Linked DNA regions of Homo sapiens: region 1 is linked to region 2. Evidence: chromatin loops called from intact Hi-C (ENCODE). Cell type or tissue: Calu3. All regions are shown on one strand.

Region 1 (8,000 bases), 470 kb before region 2:
AAAACAGAGAAGTTAAGAGTATTATTGATTGACAGGTCATTATCCTCTGCTCTTTCTCTTGCTTTCTTTGACAGATGTGAGGCACACAATTTAAAGCTGGCTATAATCCTTTTCTCACGATGATATAGGGAGAAGAAGTCAGAAAGGTCTTTATGCAAGGCACAGAAAGAAGATCTGAAACTTTCTATTTTCTCCCAAGTCAGAACTGCACCATGGATAGTATTATAAAGCAATCACATAACTACAACTTAAGCAAACCAAGCAGATTACTGGGAAACATCCATGTTGAATAAATGGAATATCAAGGTTAAGGTAGAAATACAACTTTCGACTGTAGCTTGTGACAACTTTCTATTAAATTTAGTAAACCATAGCTATAGAAATTAAAAATAATATGATGGAAAAACACATCTATGAAATATAATATCATGAACTTTGGTGTTATGTGTAATCACAGTCCTCTCCTTGACTGCTGGACTTCACATTACTTCTTCCTTTCTCTCTCTTTCTGTCATCAGATCACCTTTTATTTTTACTTGGATTTTCTATCTTATTCTCTGATCCAAGTTTTATTCCCGTGCTTATGACTCTCAACCTCAGCTTTTTTATCTTCTTTGATCCTGAATAGGAGTATTCTGTTTTCTATCATCCTTCTCCCTTATTCATCTCTACTTCTGCTTCAGCTTTTTTCCTCTATCTTGTGATCTTTTGGGGTTTTGGGAGCTGGTTCGTCTTCACTCACAAGTTTGGATTGTGTACCTACTTTGTCAATGTCTTCTTTCTCTATCTTGAACCCTTTCTTTTTATCTTTCTTCCCTTCCTCCAACTCTTTTTTCTCTTTCAACTTGTTCCTTCTTTTTACAATTCTTCTTATGATCAGTCTTTTCGACTGTTTTTCTTAACTTTTGTTTCTTCACCAGTAGCTTTAATTCTACATAACTCATGTGTTGTTCTCTCAGCAAATAGTCATCTACCTGGGACCGGCCATCTCCTACTCTCTAAAAGAGTCCATCCACATCACAAATTTTCATTTATTTCTCTTGGGCAGCAAAATTTTCAATTGTGAAGTTTGTGGATCTAAAATTCACTCTCTCAACAGTCCAACTAATTTAATCATTCCCTGGCCTTCTTCTACCTTTCCTTCAAATCCTAATTCATCAATCTGCTGCAGGAGTACATCAATTTTACATGTTAGAACCTTTTTCATTTTTATTTATTTTGTCTTTTGGACCACCAGTTCCAGGAGACTGCTGGATTTGAAATAATGGCTGAGTTTAATTCTACATTCTACTTCTACAAGTAAGCTCTGTAGGTGCCGCCTAAACTACCTTAGAGCTAACTTTCATAAAAATTAAAACTCTTCAGTTTTCATAGACTTTCATTCTGAAATTTTTCACATGGATGTGTAGATAAATTTTTTGCAACTGTTCCCTTCCTCTAGAGAAGAATCCTCTTATCTTCTGCCTGGCAGCAGGGTGTAGTGGGGAACATCTACCCATATATTTCTGGTGTCTCTAAATCCAGCTTCCAGGTGACAGCCAATAAGAAGCCAGACCTTCAGTCATACAGCCACCAAGGAAATGAATTTTGTCAATAATCTGAGTGAGACTAGAAGTAGTTTCCACCAGATGAGAAATAAACCAGCTGGCACCTTGATTTCAGCCTATGCAATTGAGCAGAGGACACAACTCCTTGCTCATGGAAACAGAAATAATGTGTTTGTTGATTTAAGCCACAAATTTTATAGTAACTGGGTATGTAGCAATAAAAAATGAATACAACTTTCTAAACTATTGTACCACCCAAAACTACTATTTTTATTGTCAGCTATCACTCATCTCTTCTACGCTGAATTCTACCTATATGACTTTGTTCATGTTGCTTACTCCATTTAGAACGTTTGATTCACTACTCTATGTGTTTCCAAAGCCTTACTCTCTCTTTAAAATAATATATTAAACTCTGTCGTCTTTGCTTAGGTATAGCAATAAAGTTAAAAGCATGTATTTCACAACAAAAGTAATATTTTTGCTTATACTTTATAGCACACAGCTTTTATATTATTAGATACAAAGTTTAATTAATGAAAAATAGCACTTGATATTATAATGATTCGTAGAATGTAAAGCATTCAATGGATTATATATACATATAAAACTTTACATTCATACCTGTAATTAGTTTTATGAGCTAAGTTATTACTTTCTTAATTTGATCATGATGTTATACTAAAAACAAAGAGAAATTGCTCATGTTTTACAGTATAGGAGTGTGATTGTGAAACATGGTTGCAACTGTCTACATGTGGTTGTTTTCATTTATATTTAGAATATTTAAAATTAAACAAATAGAGGAGTAGCCACGCTTTCAGTGCTTGATGATCACTCACAGCTAGAATCTACAGTATTGAACAGCGCAGCCATGAAATAATTGCATCATCACAGGATAATTTTTAATGTAGAATAATACTTATGAAACTTTATATCCAAAATGTATAAATAAATTTTAAACAAAATTTAATTTTAAATAATAAATTATGATTTTATTTTTAAAGACATTGAATAACATTAATGACTTCCACTTTTATTTCAGCATTTATAATTATTTAACCTTAAAACATGAAAATAAGCTATATGATGCGCTATTATGTAATTATGTGATTGTCTAGAATTGAATATCTTAGAAGAGGTGAAAATACGATTTGAGGACAAGGGAAGAGAGAAAAGGGGAAGGCAATAAAGGCAAGATGAAGTGAGGGAAATAGGAAAATCAAGAACCCATCATCATAGTGGAGTGGACTTTGTCTTTCTCCAAGATGCCCATCTGCAAGTTTTCGTACCTCCTCTGATACATACCTTCAAAGACCAAACCAGATGGGGCATCTCTGAAGTACTTTTAGGTAACCAAAGACTCTTAGTTAGAGATAGAGAAAATAAATAGTAGTAATAAAATAGTAATAAAAGAGTAATACATTTTTAATAGTAATAGTAGTAACAAAATCTATGTAATTCCTAAGCACTTTAAAGAAAAAATATCATATTCTATTTTTCCATTATCTTTCTCTTGATGTCTTGAAATATCTTCCTAATCATAAGAAAAATATATTTATAGAAATATTTTGACACATAAATTGTGTATAAGGGGGGATATTACTTAATTTGGCAAATAATTTTTTTCTCTAAATTTGTTTGTATTTGACATTTGTTTTGACAAAGTATTTTATGACTTTGTTTTCTCATGGTATTTTGAACCAACTACATCATATGTAAAGACCTGTGCCACAGATGGATAGCTCATCTCCAGGAGATTGAGAAATGGAGTATGAACCTTAGTTTTAAATCCATTTGGCAATTAGAACTGCAGTTTTACTGTGAACTGTCTTATTATACACTTTATCAAGATCATATGCATATAAAGTTAATTAACTTGTTTGAATAATTAACCAAGTAAGAATTTCATGATGATATCATTTTAGGATAATATATATTTATGAAATTATATATTTACTAAGAGTAGTATACGGTAAAGGGCTATGTTTAATTTAACCAATCATGAAAACTAAGATTGCTTTAACTTACCAGTAGTTCTTTTTAACACAAGAAAGTTAGATTCTTCAAACAAGATATTATGTGAAAAGTACCCTCTTATCAGAGGTGAAGAGTTAGTCTTAAAGCATCCAGAAACATCTAAACTTTATGTAAGCCAGATGTGGCAGCATGCACCTGTAGTCGCAGCTACTCGGCTGAGGTGGGCGGATAACTTGAGCTCAGGAGTTCGAGGCTGCAGTGAGCTAGGATCACACCACTGCACTCCAGCTGCATGACAGAGTGAGAACCCAACTCTCAGAAACAAGATAAAAATTAAAATTAAAAAATAAAATTCACATGAAACAAATACAATGCAATCATCTTTATATATATATATATATGAATATATTGGCTCAATCATTGATGACTGGATTGAATTTTGAAAAGGAAAGCTGCTTGGGAAAAAGCAAAAAGTGTGTCTCATAAAATTATGTAGTCTCACGTAGACTAAAATAAAAAATTCCTATTCTTTCAAGTTGGTAAGCTTTTGGGTAGATTATACTTAGAAGAGCACAGAATTAATCTGTAAACCACCACATTGCATACCTCCAAGTAAAGCAAGAGGAGCCATTTTACTTTGGATGGGCTTTGATTTACTTAGGAGAAGATTACGGAACTTCAATGCTTTTGTGGCAATTTCAATGTGGCTTCCTTAGCCGGCCAAGTGTTTCTAAGACATTCTATTGATACCCATCACATCTTCCACTGCCACTCCATTGCAATTCCATCACTATCAGCCTTTTTCTAACTACCTGTGTTTCCTCTCATCCTCTCCAGATAGGATAAGAATCATCCCTGTCTTTCAACTTGCCTAAAACCTAAGCTAGTGAAGGAAATTAATGACAAGAGAAGTGAGAAAGTAGCCAGTAGAATAAATACCAATGGCTATCTTCTATACCCAGTCCCCATTGCTACCAAAAAGTAGTTTCTTCCTTATGTCTGAGCCTGGGTATCTCTCTTTTTACAGCTACTGTTGTAGCTCCTCCAACGTAGAATTGATTTATACAGTCTGAAGAGTGATTGAAAGCACAATTTCTGCTCCAAATACTGGGTATTGCTTCAGTCATTGATCTACCCAGCATAATGAATGGTATCGGTTATAGATCTAAGTGAAATTTGGGAAAGGCATGGGATTTTGAGACCCTCTATAAAAGAGGCTTTTGCACCACTTCCAGAATAAAATGTTTTACAGTGATTGGCAGAGTTTTCAAGAGGAAATATAATGATATGCAAGAAAGAGAGAGATTGTTCTATTTAGATCCTTAGGACTATCAGGAATTGACTACATAATTGTGGAACCTATTGGAAAATAAAATTACATGGAATCTTATTTAATGTCATTAAGAGTTTCAAAAATGACACACTAGAGGATTAAACTAAGTCTGGGATTCATCTATGTCCCTGGCAGTGAGACTGGGCCAATTGCTTGCCCATGAAGTCAGTCTGGCAAGAATATTTAAGTTTTTAATTTTAAATTGTTATGGATACATGACAGTTGTACATATTTATGAGGTACATATGATACTTTAATACAAGCATATAATATGTAATGATCAAATCAGGGTAATTGAGATATTCATTACATTAAGCATTTATCATTTATTTGTGTTAGAAACATTCCAATTCCACTCTTTTAGTTATTTTGAGAGGACAATAAATTATTGTTAACTATAGTCATCCCATTGTGCTATTTAACACAGCATCTTATTCCTTCTATCTAACTGTATTTTTGTATTGAATAACTGTCCCTTCTCCCTCCACCCCCCCCACCACACTCGCTAATACTCTTTCCAGATGCTGGTAACCATCATTATACACTCTATCTCCATGAGTTCATTTTTTTTTAGTTCCCAGATATGAGTGAGAACAAACAATATTTGTCTTTCTGTGTCTGGCTTATTTCACCTAACATAAGGCCATCCAGTTCCACCCATGTTGTTGCAATTAACATGATTTCATTCGTTTTTATAACCAAATAATGCTTTATTGCATATATGTACCATATTTTTTATCCATTTGTCCAGTGATCAACACTTAGGGTGATTCCATATTTTAGCTATTGTTAATTGTGCTGCAATAAACACAGGAGAGCAGATGTTTCTACAATAAACTGCTTTCCTTCCTTTTGGATATATACCCAGTAGAGGGATTGCTGGATTATATGGTAGTTCTATTTTTAGTTTTCTGAGGAACCTCCATACTGTTCTTCAAAGTGGTTGTACTAATTTACATTCCCACAAACAGCATATGAGGGCTCCCCTTTCTCTGCATCCTCACCAGCATCCCCTATTTCCTGTCTCTTTAATAAATGTCACTTTAACTGGGGTGAGATTATATCTCATTATAGCTTTGATTTATATTTCTCTGATGATTAATGATGGTGAGCATTTTTACATATACCTTTTGGCCACTTGTATGTCTTCTTTTGAAAATGTCTATTGATATCTTTGCCCATTTTAAGTTAGATTAATTTGATTATTAATATTACTTCTGGCAGCAGAAGTTTGTTTTACTTGTCTTTTATTTTTTCCTATCGAGTTCTTTGAGCTTGTCAGGAATATTTTATAAAGTTAGCTGTTTTTTTTTTAAAGAAATCTTAGCAATTTTTGACTTTTCAAAAATATCATGTCATTTTCTCTTTTTTTCTTTTTGCTGCCAGAAGTAATATCCCTTAAAAATATGACACTATTCTGTGATTGTTTCCAGATAGTCTTAAAGGAGAGAAATCACAACATGGCTGGCTACCTCCTATTGCAGGGAAAGCATAGAGGGAATCTTCTCAGCAAAAGATAGTAGCAAGAAAAAAGGAAGAAATCGCCAACAGAAGGCTCCTAGAAAGAACATCAAGAGTATAATCTAGATTCCACAGCTCATAGCTGACTCTAAGGTGATTTGAAGCTAGATTAGATTCTGCTCCAAATGCGGTGTAAAATGAATCCATGATCCAATGTAAAGGAGGTTATTGGAGGAAAAATACTTAAGTGAGTTGGAACTTTAAAGGCACATCCAACATCATGGCTCAGTTCTGGGGTAATTAGCATACATTATGGGACTTTGAGAACTTCCCCCCACTATCTTTAGTAAAAATCTTAACATGACATTTTGCAACCATTCCATTTTGAGAGTTGGCAAGAGTTTGTACTTAACAAGAAAAATCTTACAAATGTGAGTCCTATAAGGCATTTGCTATATCAAGAATAGATTTTAAAATAAATAAAACTGAAACAACAAAAACAAATCCTCAAAGCAGAGGAAAACTTCTTTTCTTTGAGCAGTATAATTTGTCTTCATGTGCAAGGTAGGAGAAATATGTGTTTAGCAGGTTTTCAGTTTAGAATCTCTTCTGTAATAAACAGTAAAGAAAAGAACCAGCTGTCTAACATCACCTAATCTGAATGAAGGTAAAACTTAATTTGAATTATTTAAGCAACAATTAGCTAAATAAGAATAGTCTAGTTGTGTCTCATCCAGCACCCCTTTTCGTCTCAGCCTGCAATGTAATCTTGGACCTCTTTATGTAGAATCTATACTTTCTTGAGTTTTATTCAGAGTATAAGCAGACATAAATTTTCTTTTTTAGTTCTGTTCAGAAATAAGCTTTTCTTTAAGTCTCACAGTCTATATGTATTTTACTATCACAATTGCAAACTATAAGGCAAGGTGGTCTCCTTAAGATGGAATTAGCCTTTCAAACATGTTGGTGATGTAAAAACTCGGAAGAGTTCCCCTGATACTGTTCTTCAAAAATTGTACTTAAAAATTCAAAAAACATTCAGAGAATTAGTTTAAAGAGGGCCTAGTGTTTGATTTCCTTTCTGTTTTTTTTTTTTCAATTTTAATAGGCTAGGTATCATTGTGAAAAATATTGTCAGATTATTAAATAATATTAGTTGCAAGGTTACATGTCAGAATAATGATGCTGTATGTAACTATTTACTAGCTAACTAAACTTGAAAATATTAAAGCCTAGATAAAGCTCTGTCTAATGGAGGCTTGTCACATGCTGCAAGCATTTTCTATCTAGTTTCATTAACTCTGGTATTATAGATCATACTATGACATTGCTAGCTCAACTGTTATGGTATGATGTTTTAAACTCTCGAAGTGTTTTCAGATACTCTTCTATGATTATCTCAATAAATATTCAGGTGAGGTAAGTAAGGCTGACTTGGTGACCTCATGTTCTTCATGTAGACATAAACTTAGAGTAATTTAGAAAAGCTATAAGAGTGTCACATCTATTTTTGCTTTTATTTTTGCTAATTATCTAGATTCCATAAATGTTCCCTGTGTAATTTGCATGTATATTCTTTTGAAAACAGCAAAAATTTATTTGAAACACAGGTAGTACCATTTTAAATCTATACTTTTACATTATACTAATGCATGATAGTAAGTCATTGAAATTTACTA
Region 2 (8,000 bases):
AGCTCCTGAAAAAAAGAGACTCTAACAGCATATACTTTGTTGTGTTTCAACAGTGTTTGGCACTAGTTGTGAATCACAGAAATTACCCAAGATATAGCTGCTGAATGAATTAATGGAAGAGTAAATTGAAGAACAAATGAAGATCAACATAGGAAACAATTGTGTTTGTGTTACATATGCTAAATTAATTGAATAGTGTCAGCAATAATCATGTGATTTCAATATATTTACTGAAAAATAGCACAACACAAGCAATGAGAAAAATTGGAAAAATTTACCAGGTTTTTTTTCTTAAAATTGCCATCTTTAATATTGGATTATATTAAATGTTTATTAAATGTTTACAGAACAGCAGAGTGTTCAATTTGGGAGAAAATAGAACAAAACAAAAGCATATGCAATTATCTCTCTTAGATCTATCTATAAATCAAATGAGCCTTTCTGAATTTGACTACATTAATAATTTATTTTGTTACATGGAGCTATACACCTGCTCTAGTTTGTATTGTTGCACTGAAGATTAGTATTTAGTATTAGGTAATATATGTCACTTTAGGACATATGCATTAGGTAATATATGTCACTTTGGGAGAGAAATAATGGATCTAGAAAAAAATGATTAGAAAATCTAGCATTGTCTTGCAGAAACATACACCTTTCATGAAATTTTTTAAGTTGGTTATCTGAGCTAGGGGTATGGCCATTCAATCACGGTAGACAATGACATCAAATGACCTTACAAAAGTTTAATTTGCTTTCATGGTGTTTGCAATTTTATATTTAAAATGTTTTTTAACACATTGGTATACATATTTTTCTTTAAAAATTATTCATAAAATTTTACATTAAGGTTTTATTCTATTTGTCAGTTCTGGCCACATTCTTATAAAAATACCAAGAGAAGACTCTGAAAACACTTGTTTTAATGACAAAAAATTGATCATGGGGGCAGGCTATCTCAAGATGCTTTTCTTTACCACACATTTTTCTAAAACAAATCAACCTCAAGTGACCTTACCTGGAATCCTGTGATCTTGTTTCAAATTTAATGCTTGAGAATAAATGCTTTAATATTTTATATCAATAAAGGTAAGTCAGCTTCTTCTTGGAATTTTATTTAATGTCAGTAATATTGTCTCCATCTAAGTATACAAACACCTTTCCTCTTGCAAGTAGAACTTAATGTACCATCATCAAGCCCAAGGGAAAATTAACCACTTTGAAGAAAACTAAAGCTAGAAAAAACATTTTTATATACACACTTCTAAAAATCACTCATAAGCAAATTCTCACCCTTTGAGAGATGTATACAAACAATAGGTAGCAAAATGTTCTAATAAAATATTAAAAACTTTACTGGGCCCATTTCAATGGCTTCTTAGAAGCCAAGACCCTGATCCAGTAGTACTTTCTTTGCAAATGCAGGATCAAAAGGTCAGCAAATCTAAGAGTTAAATGGCTTTTGTTTTACTGTTCCACAGAGACAGCTCTCATTTAATTTATGTCACTATGGATCTTAAAATCCTAAACCGTTTTTTATAGGAAAGCCTCTGGTATGGTACCCAGATCAGTGAGAGACAGGAAGTCAAAGGGTAAAAAGTCCAAGTGTGAGTTTGCTTAGAAGATAATCTACTGCACGCCAAGGAAGGTAATGGGCCTTGACTTGGTGTGCTATATAATAAGATTAGGAACAAAAAAGGTAGGCAGGCTTTCCTTTCTCCAGTTATTGATAGCACGTGCTTGTAAAAGTAACCAAAACAATAGTAAAATATATTAATTCATAAAGATAAGTGTTTTTTTCCCTGATTTTTCTGATTCTGTTGTATCATGTGTAGACTATATGAAACTTTAAGATAGTATTTATTTATTGATGAGGTGCAAGTTCTATGCACTAAATATGCTGTGTGTCAATGAGTCAACAAGTGACTTGAGTCTAAGTTTTTGGTCTGCAATTCATTCAATATGAAATCCAATATGAATTCAGGTGTGTCATTTAACCTCCCCAAATCCAGTATGAAAAATACTATGTAATACTCAAAAATCTAAGGCTAGCAACCTTCTGATTGGTGCAGATAAAATGGCCTGTGATCTTATTACTTTAACAGATAACTTTTAACATCTTTTTATTTAGCTCTTTATATTCTTCTCTTTTCTTTCCATGGCCATCTCCTTCAGTTGCCTCTTCTGACATATCCCAGGAAGTTGCTAGATTTTTTATGCCTTTTCTGAATTCTACAATATGATTGGGCTGACTCTAGGACAGATAGGATTTCTGTTTTGATCTAGGATTCATGTATCATGCTAAGGGCAGGGAAGGAAGTGAGAAACATTATTAAGGACCGAGGCCTAATGAGGGGTGAGAAAGGGTAGATAGTGAACAAGGGGTGTTGGGGGGAGGGTATTTATTCCATTATCCATCCGGAGTTTAAAAATAGCAATCAAATCATCTAAAAGCTAGACTGCTTTGTATTATCACTATGGCTTGGTAGTTTCAAGCAATGTTAGTAATAAATCACTCCTTTTCCAGAAAAATCTTTTGTTTTTCTAAATTGTTAATAATTGTCTGGTCTGTATTACCCAGAGATTGCCTGGCATTAGGTTTTGTTAGATGTTCCTTACCTCAAATGTGAAAGGTGGGGAAAACATTTAATCTTCAAAGATGAGGATTTTTTATATGAAAGTACATGTAAAAAGAATTAATCAGCAGTTTCAAACAATGTTAATATTAAATCACTCCTTTTCTAGAAAAATCTTTTGTTTTATCTAAATTGTTAATAATTGTCTGGTCTGTACTACCCAGAGATTGCCTGGCATTAGGTTTTGTTAGATATTCCTTACCTCAAATGTGAAAGGTGGGGAAAATACTTAATCTTCAAAGATGAGGATTTCTTATATGAAAGTACATGTGAAAAGAATTAATCAGCTAGATAACCATCAAGAAAAGACTATCATTTCAGATTTGAATTAATTAATATTATAATAAATATGGACTGCTTATTTAATAACAGCTTGTATGAAATATATAAATACCATTAAGTTTACTTTTTTCTGTTCTTTATTGTTCACGAAATGCAACAAAAGCAAAAGGAGATGGTAACAAGATCAATGTTTTGATCCTACTCTTTTATAGTACATATAACTACCTAATTTAATCCCTAAATAGAAATAGATGCTTAGGTATTACTGAAATATTTTGGAACAAATCATGAGCCTGATCCTTAATAAATTTTAATTAAATGTTACATTTTGTGATCATTATAGATTCACATGCAGATATAAAATTAATATACAGAGTGAACTCATGTATGCTTTACCCAGTTTCTGTTAAAGATAACATCTTGCAAAACTTAGTATAATATTACAACCAGGATGTTGGTATTGATTCAAGCAGCCAAACTTTTTAAGATTTCCCAAGCCTTACTTGTACTTATTTTTATGTCTTCTCTTTATCCACAGAAATACATGACATGGCATTTTCTAAAACAAGTGAATAAGAAATATATTAGCATGAAATGCACAGATATTCACTGAGCACTTGTTTCCAAGTAGAAAGGTATAGACAGAGTCAGGTTTCCCGGTACAATTTGGCAGTCAAGGTAATTCCTCAAGCAGATCAGACAGCTGTTTCCCTTTGCAAGATTTCTTAAATTTCAGTATATTTCCCACAGAATCTTTCCAAGTTTTTGCTGAAGTTAGCATTCTTTTCATTCATATAGTTGATATCTGCACAGTCATTGTAAGGACATCTCTGATTACATTTGTATCATTTTCCAATTTGCTTCTCTAAGCTGTTCTCATTATGAATAGCATGCGTGTGTGTGTGTACATTTAGTTCTGTGCATTTTTATCAAGTTTAGGTTCATGTATGTGTAGCCAACACCACATTCGATATACAGAACTGTTCTGTCACCAGGAGGATCCACATTCTGCCCTTTTATAAACATTCCCCATCCCACCCACTTCCTTAAGCCTAATAACCACTGATCTATTCTCCATTACTATAATATTATCATGAATGGAATAATACTGTATTCAATCTATTAAGACTGGCTTTTTTCACTCAGCACAATTTTTTAAAAATTCAACCAAGTTGTTGCCTGAATAATAGCTTGTTCATTTTTATTATTGAGTATTATTTCATGATTCTTTTATTACTTTTTAAATATCCCTTTTTTGTACCAGACCACTCATGAAACCATATTTTTAAATGTCTGCACTAAGATTTAAAGTGGTCAGAAAAAAAATGTTTAGTGCTTCAAAATGTAGACTTTTCAATAATGTTGTGAGCAAGCCCCCCAAAATCTGGCCATAAACTGGCCCCAAGACTGGCCATAAATAAAATCTCTGCAGCACTGTGACATGTTCATAATGGCCCTAATGCCCATGCTGGAAGGTTGTGGGTTTACGGGAAAGAAGGCAAGGAACACCTGGCCCGCCCAGGGCGGAAACCACTTAAAGGCATTCTTAAGCCACAAACAATAGCATAAGCGATTTATGCCTTAACGGCATGTTCCTGCTGCAGTTAATTAGCCCAACCTATTTCTTTAATTCAGCTCATCCCTTCGTTTCCCTTAAGGGATACTTTTAGTTAATTTAATATCTATAGAAACAATGCTAATGACTGGTTTGCTGTTAATACATGTGTAGGTAAATCTCTGTTCAGAGCTCTCAGCTCTGAGGGCTGTGAGACCCCTGATTTTCCACTTTACACCTCTATATTTCTGTGTGTGTGTGTCTTTAATTCCTCTATCGCTGCTGAGTTAGGATCCCCCCAACCTAGCTGGTCTCAGCACAATAATATTAATTATAGTAAATACTTCTGGAGTATGCATTATTGCTAGGCATTATTCTAAGCCCTTGTATATATTGTCTTCTTTAACCCTGATTATAATCCTAAAATAAAAACTATTGCCATCCTCATTTCGACAATGAAGGAAAAAAACATAAGTGTTAAGAAACCTGACTTGGAGAATACAGCTACAAAGTGATCAATATTTACACCCAGGCAGTTAGACTCCAGAGTCTGTACCTCCAACAGGAGCAGAAAATTTGAGAACTTGGATTTAACATATACAATTAACCTCTTCTCTTTTTCACATCTACTTTGATATTTAAATTTTGTATCTTTGTATTCTTTCAATAAGGCACAAGTTTATTAAACCCTACTATGTGCCATATATTGTATTCAGTGCTATGAAATTACAAATTAAATGTGTAATTGATATTTTAATAAGTATATTGCAAAAAGTTTTATAATTATAATTAGGGAGAAAATATTATGAAAATAAATGATTTTTGGAAGATACGGGCCAACAACTTTTGAGAATATATAACCATTGAACAAGATTTTGAAAAATTGATGGAACTTCAGAAGTGTTCCTGATTTCAAGAATGAGAGAAAAAAAATTATTGGAGGTCATATATGAATATGACATGACAGGATTATTTAGTAATTTTCTGTGGCTAAAGCTCAGAATGCTTAAGGGAGGTAGTTTTTGAAAATCTGAAGTGATAAACTGAGATAAAGAATCCTGTTTTTTTAATTCAAAATTGCTTGGAATATCTTGAATGCAATAAGAAAGCATCATTTTTTTAACAACGAAGCTCATCTGCCTGCTCTTTATATGAAAACTTCCATTATAGTTGTACCTATAGAAAGCTGACCACAATCTATTCCAAAAAGCTACTGCTTAAAAGAATGTTATGTTACCTGAAATAACAAAGAAAAAATAGAGCTATCTATGGAGAATCCAAGAATTCCTATAGGTATAGAGATGTATTCTGGTAATGCCTGAGTTATCCAGCAACAATTTAGGAACTATTTGTTACATTGTATTTTTTGAATATGAAAATGTAGCCATACAACTTTTCTTGTAACAGGTAAATTTTAAGGCATGGAATTATTTCGGACAGGTTTTAAATAAGAATAACAAATTTCTGTTTCTACAGGAGCTTAAGAGTTATTAACAATGCAAAAAAAGAATGCTCACTCATAACAATTTGTACACTTTCTCTCGTTTTTCTTGCCACTTTTCTTGATCTACTTTTATTTTTCATCTTTGAGAGAGACACAAGGACAGAAAAAGATTGCACAATTATAGTAAAGCACAACAGCACTATGTGGTAATTAATGATAACTGACATTTAAGATCATTTTTTTTAGGAATCCAATAGGTAATTATACAAACTTTGAGGAACTGGACATACACACTCAGTCTAAATAGCTCAGCCACCGCTCAGCTCTAAGCTGATTGCTGCCCAGCAGATATACAGACTTAGTTTTTTCCCTAGGTAATATTTTAGAGAACAGAGAGGAATAATAACGATTACATTTTTTAAATACATATATTTAAAAATGAACTTAAGTAAGCCCAATGGTTTGAACTTTAGGCCACTCATTCAAGTTTTGAAATGGCCACAGGGCATTACTGCAGAAACTGAAATAAACTTTGTGCTGTCTTGAAAGTATCTGAAGGTAGTGACAGAAGAATGCCAAAATAGAATAAAGGAAAATAAAATAAGAATTATATATGATTAATATTGCCAAGTTTTAGTTACTTTTATTCCACATTTACGCAATAAAAACTAACTTAATCAAAACCCATCTCATTTTAACTTGATCATTGTGTGCAATATTTCTGCCAAGCCCTCAGTGAGCGAGCTACCAAAACAAAAACATTTAAAATGTAATATTATATTTTAATATACATTGCTTTCCTGAAGGTTTCTTCAGAAATGAAGAACAATGTCTATTAATGATAAAAGCATGTTTTTTTCACTTGTTAATTTGAGATAAAATAAATTTAGACACATTCTTATTAAAATTCAAGCACAATATTTATCAGGAGAGTCACACAAATATATAAATTATTTTTATTTGTTGAATCATATACTGCTAAACCCTCAAAATAATCCTAATTTTTAATCACATCATGCCACAACTTTTATTTTAGTTGACCTTTGGCTGAAGTGGTTAGGTTTGTGAATATGCTTGTCTATGGAAAAGATGAAAAAAATTAAAATCCATGATGAAAATGCTAAAGATGCTATTCTATTAAAGTATTTAATAGACGAGCAAAGGAATAAAAATAATCCTTTACTCTAGAATGTATTAGGAATCCTAAAATAACAAAAAAGATTTTTTGTTATACATTTTATTTTATTCTTGAAAATAATATAAATAAACATTTTAAGGAATTTTTACTGGCAAATGAAAAAATACCTCTCATTAAGATTAGATTTCACATTACACAAGAATTTCAAACATTTAAAATTCTGTATGAACATATCTGTGAAACAATTAAAATTAATGTGGAGCTAATGGATTACGAATTTTAGGTCATGTGTCAAATTGAGAAATAATTCAAAGAGAGTGGAAGAGTTAAAAAATATGAAATTCATTTTTAGCGTTGACAATGTTCTACCAGGAAAAGTTAGCCTGACTCTTACTTTCTTTTCCATAGCGTGTCTTGCCTGTGTACCTACAAAGCCACACTTGTGTGTTGTGTGCAATACGAAAATGCCACAAGGTCAATCATATTCTTTGAAAGTAAGACTCCAATATTTTTGTGGTGTTGGATATTGAAACAATAATAGAACATTAAAAGAATTCCAAACTTCTTATCATGTACATGCTGAAGTAGTAGGTTTCACACAGCAGATGTTTTTCTTTCATTTTATGAATAATTGTATTATACATGGTACAATATAATACATGTACATTATACATGTACATAGTATAAAGAATATATAGAATATGTAAATATAGTATTTACATATAGAAAAATGTATTATATATTTTTCTACAATTATTTGAAAATAAGAAATTTAACAAATGTTTCCCTAACCTTTTAATCTTCCTGAGAGTTTGTTTCATTTTCTTAAATTTAGATGGGTGAGAATTATTTCTTCTATTATTTACTGTTTTATAATCCTAGCAACCCTCAGGTCCCAATAGCCTCAGTCCTATGCACAGAATAAAGCTGTATTAGTAAAGAATT

What was found. Hi-C counts contacts between places; a loop is a spot of excess contacts. Peaks named below come from ENCODE experiments on the same cell type or tissue, not always from the same donor. Only the 100,000 strongest peaks of a DNase experiment are listed, where the experiment ranks them.
Region 1: it touches region 2 in a loop (4-fold over the local background); 14 of 110 quality-filtered maps call a loop at or near these places.

The regions. Positions count from the first base shown.
Region 1 is chr13:70,090,483-70,098,482 of GRCh38, forward strand. All of the region lies in intron 1 of KLHL1 (kelch like family member 1), which reads right to left. It also overlaps the pseudogene LUC7L3P1. Among named protein-coding and RNA genes, the nearest start is that of KLHL1, 14 kb to the right of the region's middle. In Calu3, no CTCF peak of the experiment used is centred here; no DNase peak of the experiment used is centred here.
Region 2 is chr13:70,560,651-70,568,650 of GRCh38, forward strand. No RefSeq gene overlaps it. Among named protein-coding and RNA genes, the nearest start is that of LINC00348, 450 kb to the right of the region's middle. In Calu3, no CTCF peak of the experiment used is centred here; no DNase peak of the experiment used is centred here.